Linked DNA regions of Homo sapiens: region 2 is linked to region 1. Evidence: read pairs that join two places in POLR2A ChIA-PET (ENCODE). Cell type or tissue: A673. All regions are shown on one strand. Region 1 overlaps POLR3A (RNA polymerase III subunit A). Region 2 overlaps DLG5 (discs large MAGUK scaffold protein 5).

Region 1 (5,000 bases):
TGGAACGGATTAGGCTTCTGAGACTGGAAGTGAGTCACATAATTAAATGTAGAGAGGAAGTCATCCTGTTAGTCCCAAGATAGGTACTGATAAACTAGGGCAAGAGCTAAGCAAGACAGAGGAAGCATTGCAGAACCTTCTGTGTGGTTTCTGGTTTTTGTGATTCTGTTGTCCCCTCACATTTTCTTTCTAAACCTGACCTTGATACAAATATACCCATCTAAAGACACACAGAAAATTAGTTGAAATTTTGTGCAGACCGCAATACCAGTTCACTGTGACACGGTATTATGATAAGTGGTCTTGTTGTCCCTCTTCCCAGTGTCTGGAAGGACCCTAGGGCTGGCTGTGTCTTACTCATCTGTGGATCCCCAGCGCCCAGCATGGCAGCTAGCCTAGGAAGTTCAGTAAATGTGTTTAGATGGGGAGATTAACCTGGCTTCTTAAACTGGCATGCATGGGTAATAGGCAACAGTTGAAAGATGATCAGCCTTTCTCACAAACAGACCAACTTGGGGTACAAACTGAGTAACTTCCCGACACCCTCTTCTTTCTCTCGGGTAGTTAAAGCTGTACTAGCCCTTAAAACACATTCTGTCAGCTCGTTCTCTCACGCATCAAGTTCATATGTTACCCATATAACAGTTGACTCAAATGCAGCAACCTGCTCTCCAGTTTGGGGATTTCTCTAGCCTGTCTCTTGCTGCCTGCCTTGTGGCTCCTTTGCAGAAGAGATGAGTTGTATCCAGGAACGTAGCACATGAACCATTGTGAAAGTGTCAGGTAAAGGGGAGGCCCCACGGAAGCTTTTAATTAGCCTGGCCTCCAACCTCCAGCCTCCCTAGAGCTTCCCACAGAGGCTGCGTGTGTTGCCATGAACTGAGCATGAATTTTCAAGGGCAAATATTTTGTCGTGGGTGAAAAAAACTACTCTTTTTATGAATAAAGCATAGATATATATACACATATAGTACATAAAACATATGTAGCATATTTATGGTATTAATTTCATGGTGCGGGTGGGGGGTGCTTAGAACAAACCTGACTAAAAGGACTTCTTAGAGGGGCAACAATGAAATAAACGAAGAACAACACTGGAATCAGTAACACCTACACCTGGCCATGTTGCAGGTGAACGCTGAGACAGTGAGATATTCCATCTGCACATCCAAGCTCCGTGTGAAGCCCGGTGATGTGGCTGTTCATGGTGAGGCTGTGGTGTGTGTCACCCCCAGAGAGAACAGCAAGAGCTCCATGTACTACGTGCTGCAGTTCCTGAAAGAGGATCTCCCCAAGGTGAAACAGAAGTCGCTTCTCATGGAGACCCAGCATCTCCCTGTGGTGTGACACCCAGGGCTGGGACCTAAGGGCTTTGTCACTTAGTCCGATTTCTTAATTTCTTCTTGGCCTTATCCCCAAGGAGTTAGTCTGTTAGATTCCTCTCTGTTCTATCAAAAAACTGATGTTAGGATGAGGTGCAGTCCCCTGAACAACTTCTGTTCTCCCTTATCCCTAAAACTAGCTCTAGTGTGTTAACAGATGACCACTGCTGAAAGCTGGGGTGATCAAGGTGATCAGCCCAGGGCATGGCTCACCCCGTCCTCACAGCTTTCTCTGTCTCTGAATCCAGGTGGTGGTGCAGGGCATTCCAGAGGTGTCCAGAGCTGTCATCCACATTGACGAGCAGAGTGGAAAGGAGAAGTACAAGCTTCTGGTGGAAGGTGATAACCTGCGGGCAGTCATGGCCACACACGGTGTGAAGGGCACCCGAACCACCTCCAATAACACCTATGAGGTACCACTCAGCCCACGGGGTCGCCTTAGGGTTAGGCTGTCTTCCTTGTGCCATCTGCAGGCCTTCCACTGATTCCCAGTATACTTCTTTTTTTTTTTTTTTTTTTTTTTTTTTTGAGATGGAGTCTTGCTCTGTTGCCCAGGCTGGAGTGCAGTGGCGTGATCTCTGCTCACTGCAAGCTCTGCCTCCCGGGTTCACGCCATTCTCCTGCCTCAGCCTCCCGAGTAGCTGGGACTACAGGCACCCACCACCACGCCCGGCTAATTTTTTTTTTTTTTTTTTTTTGTATTTTTAGTAGAAATGGGGTTTCACCATGTTAGCCAGGATGGTCTCGATCTCCTGACCTCATGATCCGCCCGCCTCGGCCTCCCAAAGTGCTGGGATTACAGGCATGAGCCACTGTGCCCGGCCTCCCAGCATACTTCTCTGACCATCCCATTTGCCGTGGGTCTGCAACTGAAAATTGCCCAGCAATCCATTTCTGGAAAACGGCACAGGGTTTGCTTTGAAACTGCAGGGCAGAGGAGAAAGTGGAGAGAATTTGCAGTGGCCTCCCGGAAGGGGCTGCTTCTGCTCATTACTGGCTCTCTGTAGGTGGAGAAAACTCTGGGCATCGAGGCCGCCCGGACAACGATCATCAATGAAATCCAGTACACCATGGTGAACCACGGCATGAGCATCGACAGGAGGCACGTGATGCTGCTCTCCGACCTCATGACCTACAAGGTATGTGGGCAGGAGGCCCCCGGGCTGCCTGGGCATCCCGAAACTCACTTTCAGGAGAATAAGCCTGTGGAGTTTCTAAGACATGTAGAATACGCTGCTGTGAGGACCATCATAGAGAGAAAATAAGATGTGAACATTGCTCAAAAACCAAAGTATGCTGGTCAGGCTGAGTGTCCTGGTGAAATCCCAGTATGAGAGTTACAGCCTCATGGCAAACTCATACCCAGTCGGTGGAGTGAAGAGAGCTGGAGCTTGGTTCCGTCCTCATCCTGAATGTCATCCTAAAGCAAAATTAGCCACTGCCAAAGCCCAGAGAGTCCCATGGCAAGTTGAGGTGTTTCTTTCTTATTAAACCCATCCATCACTCTTCTGTAGCCATTCCCAGGAAAAAATAAGTTAACATGATCTGAAGTTGGGGGCGGGAGGCTGAGGTGGGTTGGTTGGTTTGATTTTTTTTTTCTCTCTTTTCCAAAAAAAACGTATTTCCCTCTAGCTGTGCCTTAGGGCAGCAGGTTTTCATAAGGCTTCCCCAAACAAGTCGATAGAGTATTACAGACTATTTAGAAACCAGGTGAGGGAAATGGCCCATTTCCTACCACCCTGAGGCTGTCGGTTCGATGTCTTCTGTGAAGTCCTATTCTTTATGCATCTTTTGCTTTAGTCGCAGGAAACTGTGTGCATGCAGTTTTTGTTGTGACTTTTTGTTTAACATCACAAATGTTTTCCATCTTGTTTCATGGTTTTAATAAATATACTTTTTAAATTATGGCACAATATTCCTTTGAGTAGAATTACCTAAATTTAATTAATTCTCTTCATACTTGAGGTTTTTACATTCTTTTATTTTTAGTTCTTTGAGCCATAAGAAATCTCTTCAGAAATACTCCCCTTTTTTAAAGTTAGTCTCTGAATTCTAGTTCTCAATTCTTCTTTGTTCTGATGGCGTCTGGATGCGAGTGTGAAGTTTCATGTTGCCGACGATTGACCACCTCAATGGGACACAGAGGGCGGACCCATAGCTCCTCAGGGCCTTTCACACCTGACGTTGGGTCTTGGAGGATTTTTGTTGATTGTATTGAAGGTGCACCGTGCTTTGGTTTCGAGCTTTTGCCATTGGTGTGAGTACCACCGTGACTCTTTCTCCCTTGACGCAGGGTGAAGTCCTGGGCATCACTAGGTTTGGCCTGGCCAAGATGAAGGAGAGTGTGCTGATGCTGGCCTCCTTTGAGAAGACGGCTGACCATCTCTTTGACGCTGCCTACTTCGGGCAGAAGGACTCTGTGTGTGGTAGGTTTGATGTTTCTATGAACAGCATCAAAGGCCTTTACTATTTACAAATAGACCATGGCTAGGCTTCCAAGGGAATGAAAAAAACTGAGTGGCAGAGCGTTTATTTTTTCAAGAATAATGTCAATAGACACGAATTGGAACTGCTGGATCTTTTATCTCCAAATCCTGACTGTAGCATCCTGCATCCCCGTTTACATCTGTTGGATGACTTCCCTCTGTCAGCACAGATGGTTTTTGGTCCACGAAGCAAAGAGCAACCCTGGGCATGTAAGAATTTTTCTAGCCCTTGACTTTGTAGTCAGCCACACTGATCCTGACCCCTGTGTGTGACACCAGGGCTGACAGGAGCAGGTACTGGCTGGGCGCTGGGCAGAGCAGAGTGTCCTACTGTCCTTGGGAGGTGGCCATCAATGCCTGCTGAGCCCCTGTGCCAGGCATCATATGTGTCAAGTATCTCTACCCACCCGTGGGGTGTGGATATTAAGCCCTTTGACAAGTCAGAAGACCAAGGTGACCTCGCTTGCTGTCGAGTCCACCAGCAGAGCCTTGCTCTGCACCATGCCTCATCCCCGCCACTCGACAAAACATGGCTTTATGGGGCTGTGCTGGCCTGGGGGAGAGGGAGCACGAGGGGAACTCTCCCCAGTGTCTGGCTTCCCTGCCTCTTCCGTGAGACCAGCACTGACTGCTGAGCTTTGCTCGAGCCTTTCTGATTCCGCAGGAAGACCCTGCAGGCTTGGGGTGAGAGCTGGTAAGGGGCTGGGGTTCGAGAGGGCCAGCAACCTGCCCCGGGGCACACACCAGTCAGGCCCACACAGGGATTCCAAGTCTGGCTGCTGTTTCCAGGCCAGAGCTCTGCTTCCCAGTAGCCCTTTGCTCTCTCACCTCCTGCTCTTGTACAGATTGGCATCATTAGAGTATATACCCATTTTTTGCCTCTAAGATTAACTGTTTCTCTTTTCAGAAGGGACAGGGATTGGAGATGGAGGGAAATAAATATTACATAAGTCTTTAAGATAAAGAAGGGTGAGAGCGGGCATGGTGTTGCTATTGTCCCAGCTACTCGGGAGGCTGAGGCAGGACGATCACTTGAGCCCAGGAGTTTGAGGCCAGGCTGGGCAACATAATGAGAACTCGTGTCTATTTAAATATTTTTAAAATCAAAAAACAAGCGTGGGCCGGGCGCGGT
Region 2 (5,000 bases), 110 kb after region 1:
GTAGCCCTAGCACGACCTTCAGCAAATTAATTTTTCTAACTCTTAGTTTCTTCCTCTGTGAAATGGGACTAATAATGACAACCTTTGGGTTGTTATGGAAATTAATGGAGGCAATACATGCAAAGTGCTTAGCACAGTCCCAGTACTTAGTAGTGCTTAGTACCTATTAGCTGCTATTATTTTTCTTGAGAGTGCCATATACAGTGCAGCAGTTTGCTTGTAGATTGTGTGACTTGTCACTCTAGTACAGCTTTCCATGTAGGTAATTGAGGAATTGAACAGCAGAGTTGGAAGGGCCCTCTGCAGGTCTGGACTGACCATAATAACACCAGCTAACACTTAGAGTACCGGCTATGCGAGGTACTGTTTCAGTCACTTTTCACAAACAGGCAGAATATCCCTTATCTGAAATCCTTGGAACCAGAAGTGTTTTTGGGGTTTGGATTTCTCTAGATTCTGGAATATTTGCATATACATAATGAGATATCTTGGGGATAGGACCCAAGTCTAGATGTGAAACGTATTCTCATTTCATATACACCTTATATACACATAGCCTGAAGATAATTTTGTTTTTCCTTTGAGGAAGCAGAATAAACTGTATCCTGCGCCTGCATTTTGACTGGCCCATCACATGAGGTCAGGTGTGGAATTTTCTGCTGTGGTGTCATGTTGGTGCTCAAAAAGTTTCAGATTTTGGAGATTTTTGGATTAGGGATACTCAACCTGCATTAAATCAGTTTATCCTCAAACAGCTCTAAGAGATAAGCACTTCTATCATCCCATTTTACTGATAAGTATGTGGAAGCACAGAGAGGCAGAGTGACTTACCTAACAGCACACAGCTCATAAGGGGCTGGGCTGGGAGTTAACTCCAAGCAGTTTGGCCCCAGCTGTGCTGCAATCATTATTGTTTGGCTCAGAGAGAAGGGCCTTCTTCTGAAGGCTACTCACAGCAGATGAGTAACCTCCAGGCTCTTGAGCCCCTGGCTTGCCATTCTTTCTCCCGAACCTGGCCCAGTGCCATGCTAGGCGGGGGGCACGTGTTGGAAACCTGGCTGACACGTGTGAGTCCGGGAGCGATTGGGCACCTTCGGTCATTCTGCTGTGGTTCGTCAGGCTGTGGTTCCTCAGTGTGAGCTGGAGGAGGGCGGCAGGATGTGGCAGGTGCCCTGAAAGTGACTGTCCTCCTGGGGCCCAGGCAGCACTTCCTGCTCTGTCTTCAGGGACCCCAGAGCTCCAGAGAGTAGCAGCTTGGTGTCTCCCTCTCCTTTCCCTGGGGATTGAGGTAGGGGGTGCTGGCCTCCCTGTGACCGTGAGCCGTCAGCTCTCTGCCTTTCTGCCTGGGCCCTTCTGGAGGACAGGGAGAACTCTGTGTGCTGGTTCAAGGCTGGAACAAGTTCCTTCAGCCACTGTGAGCTTCACGAAGAGGAAGCGTGAGTCACCAGGGCCTTTACAAGCTCCAGGTGAATGGAAGGGGTGTGTTGGGGGCGTGCTTCCATCTCTCTTGGGCCTCATGGTCTATGGGAGGGGGCCTGGGAGGGCTGGGGCATTCCATTATTGTTCGGGTGGTTTTTCCTGGAATTTCTTTTGAAGTGGTCTTCGTGACCCAGTGGCACTGAGTCACGGGGTAAACAGAATTATCAGGGGCTGGGCTCTTGGAAAGGACACAGACAGTGCCCGTGGGCCAGTCCCAGAGGGTCACCAGGCTGGCTTCCTCCCAGTGGCTTCCTTCCACCTCTCCCAGGGTTTTGGCTGCAGCTTCCATGTGCATCCCACCTGTGGACTCCAGCTCTGGGCCAGTGTGTAGAGCATGTGCCCTGGGGGCTTGTGAGAAATGCATTCTGAAACCCCACCCTCATCTGCTGAATAAGAGTTTACGTTGCCCAGGTAGTTCCTTTGATAGTAAAGAATCTCCTTATATCACGCTCTGGCCCACATGTCCACGTCTAAACTTGGCCTCAAGCTCCCCTTTTCTGGAAATGTTTCCACATCATCCAACTTTCTCTGGATCTCATCAGCACCTCTGCATGGTACTTGGTAGCTTGCACAAGTTTGTGGTTGGTGCCCTCCTCTCGTGTGTGTGTGTGTGTGTGTGCACACACACACACACACATCAGGAGGCTGATCCTACAGTCCCCCTTAGCCCTGGGCACTCTGTGAGGTAGAGAATGTCCCTCCACACTGTTTCTCCTTCCACAGCAGCCCATCCTAGGTTTCAGGGCAGGTTGGGTGGAGGTGCCTTCAGGAGAACCTGGGGAAATTGTCTCCTCCTGGATTGGGCCATGGCAGAAGATGAGGAGCACCAAATTTGACTCCAAATTTGATGGCGAAACCCCAGAGGTAGATGACGCCGACACCTGCCCCTCCGCCCCATGGAAGCAACCGGCCTTGAAAGGACACCGTGTGACTTTGGGGGACAGTGGCTTCTTTTGCCTTTTCCTGACTGTCCTGACCACACAGGCCTTTAGGACAACAATAACCGCAGAGACAAAGCATGACCGAGACAATGTCGTCTTTGGGCCTTTTTTCCCCCTTAATGACGTCCAAGGCTCTGGGAACATTGTAAAAACTGGGTCCTGTCCAATTTTAACCACTCCCCCCACCAGCTCCTAGGAGCCCTGCCAGCTCCCTGGGTTGGGGGTGGGAGTGATGCCCAGAGATGCACACAAAGATGTCACGCTGCCCTGGTTAGGCCCCAGAGGCCAGTCAGGACTGCAGGGACAGGGAAGAGGAACAGAACGTGTCGCTTGGCCTGTGGACTCCCCCAGCCAGGGAGGTAGGTGGGCGGAGAGAGGGAAGGGCATCTGCCAAGCTTAATTAACAGTGGAAACTTGCCACAGGGGAGGAGAGAGACGATTTGAAGAGGAGGGGCAGTTTACTGGAAGAAGGGGCACTGCTGATGCCAAGAGTAAGAAAGAGGGGAGCGTTCCAGCAGAGGCATCTGGAGCGCAGGCTGCCAGTGTCGTAAGCTGGGATGGGTTGAGCATAGAGATTTCTGGAGGTGAGAGTGGGGAAATTTATTTGTGCCTGCTTTCCTGAGTAGACGTCTTCCAAAAACAATCCACCAACATGTCAGTGGCTAGCCTTCCTTGCCCCCATAAAGAAAAAATACTATTTAAAAAATGGTAGTTGAGTTTAGAAAATAGGCATTGTGTTGGGTTCTTGTTCTTTGAAGATATCAATGGATTGCCCGAATTGCATTTGACTTTATTTCACAGATATTGAAGCAACATGTAATGTGTATGATATAGAAAGAGAGATGGGTTAAAAAAACATGTGATGCAGGCCAGACATGGTGGCTCATGCCTGTAATCCTAGCACTTTGGGAGGCTGAGGCCTGGTGGATCCCGAGGTCAGGAGTTCAAGACCAGCCTGGCCAACATAGCAAAACCCTGTCTCTACTAAAAATAGAAAAAATTAGGCAGGCATGGTGGTGGGCACCTGTAATCCCAGCTACTCAGGAGGCTGGGGCAGGAGAATCGCTTGAACCCAGGAGGTGGAGGTTGCAGTGAGCCGAGATCGCGCCATTGCACTCCAGCCCAGGCGACAGTGCAAGACTCTGTCTCAAAAAAAAAAAAAAAAAAAAAAAAGTGTGATGCTTATTGTTTTTGTTGAGACAAAAATGCAGAGATATTGAATGTACAGCAAAACTAATAGTGTGGGTTGGACTTCAGATATGGGAGGTGGAGCATGGGTTATTCATTATTAGCAGGATCATAGAATTTTAAGGCTGAACTGGGTTTTCTGGTTTCATCTCCCTTCAGATGCACAGACTTCCCCATGACATCCATGCCACTGAGTGCTGGGCCTCCCTCACTGTCTCACCCCCTCACCCTCAGGCTTTTCATACCTGGCAGTGCTGACCGTGGCCATCCAGACCTGTTTAGAGATGCAGCTTTCTCCAGCATCCACCCGCTGCTCCTGGTTTGGCTGCTGGAGGCCATCAAGAACAAATCTAATCCCTTCTGACAGTCGTATTGAGAGACAAGACACCTACCCATTCCCCAGTCATTCTCTTCAGCCCATGCTCAACGCCTTCAGATTCTTCAGAGTCTCTGAAAATGTGATAATGAGGCTACTGGTCATTGCCGGTCACGCCTGTCCTAGTGCTTGCCATTACCAAAGTTGCTTTTTGCTTGCTTTCTCTTTTTTCTCTCCCCCTTCATCTCTTTTTCTGATGGACACGCCTGCTAGCTCGCCTGCCTGCAGTCTATCTCTCTGCCCTCCTGCATGGTCCTCACCTCCCCAGCAAAGTCTCCCTGCTTTCCCCTCAAGGTCTCTCCTGTCCCCCAGGGGCCTCCCACCTACAGTGCATCTCCCTCCCCTGCCCCGCTCCCCCATTTACCCCCATTTCTTCATTTCTCCTCTTTCCCGTCCAAAGATGCGTGTAGGGTGGCTAGTCAAGAATTGCAGTGGAAGAGTGTTTTTTGTTTTTTTTTTCTGAGACAGGATCTCACTTTGTTGCCCAGGCTGAAGTGCAGTGGCATGATCATGGCTCACTGCAGCCTTGACTTCCCTGGGCTTAGGTGATCCTCCCACCTCAGACTCCCAGGTAGCTGGGATTACAGGTGCGTGCCACCACGCCCAGCTAATTTTTTGTATTTTTTATAGAGATGGAGTTTCACTATGTTGCCCAGGCTGGTCTCAAACTCCTGAGCTGAAGCAATCTGCCCACCTTGGCCTCCCAAAGCACTGGGATTATAGGTGTGAGCCACCGTGCCCTGCTGGGAGCTCCTTAAATGTGGTCCTCCACATTTCTTGTTGTGGAGCCCAGGATCTCATTAGTTCTTGGCAGCTTTCTGATGCCAGAGCCCTAAGGCTTGTTCAAAGCCCTTATTGCAAAAATTCCATCTCCAGCTCACCCACTTGGCCTGGTACATACCGCTCTTCATTGTATAGTTCTTTTGGCTCCAAGAACAAAACACTGGATTTGTCCTTGTTTTATCTGACCTGCCATCTCTGTGTGTTATGCTTTGTCCACTCCCAATTTAGTCTCT

What was found. Peaks named below come from ENCODE experiments on the same cell type or tissue, not always from the same donor. Only the 100,000 strongest peaks of a DNase experiment are listed, where the experiment ranks them.
Region 2: POLR2A ChIA-PET joins it to region 1 with 19 read pairs; 5 of 35 experiments call an interaction of 5 or more read pairs at or near these places.

The regions. Positions count from the first base shown.
Region 1 is chr10:77,978,949-77,983,948 of GRCh38, reverse strand. POLR3A (RNA polymerase III subunit A) reads left to right here. Exons shown (of 31, transcript NM_007055.4): 26 at 1-29; 27 at 1,132-1,296; 28 at 1,631-1,795; 29 at 2,390-2,521; 30 at 3,676-3,808. Among named protein-coding and RNA genes, the nearest start is that of POLR3A, 48 kb to the left of the region's middle. In A673, no CTCF peak of the experiment used is centred here; no DNase peak of the experiment used is centred here; H3K27ac peaks cover 532 bases.
Region 2 is chr10:77,870,130-77,875,129 of GRCh38, reverse strand. The region is part of intron 1 of DLG5 (discs large MAGUK scaffold protein 5); the gene reads left to right. Among named protein-coding and RNA genes, the nearest start is that of DLG5, 54 kb to the left of the region's middle. In A673, no CTCF peak of the experiment used is centred here; no DNase peak of the experiment used is centred here; H3K27ac peaks cover 391 bases.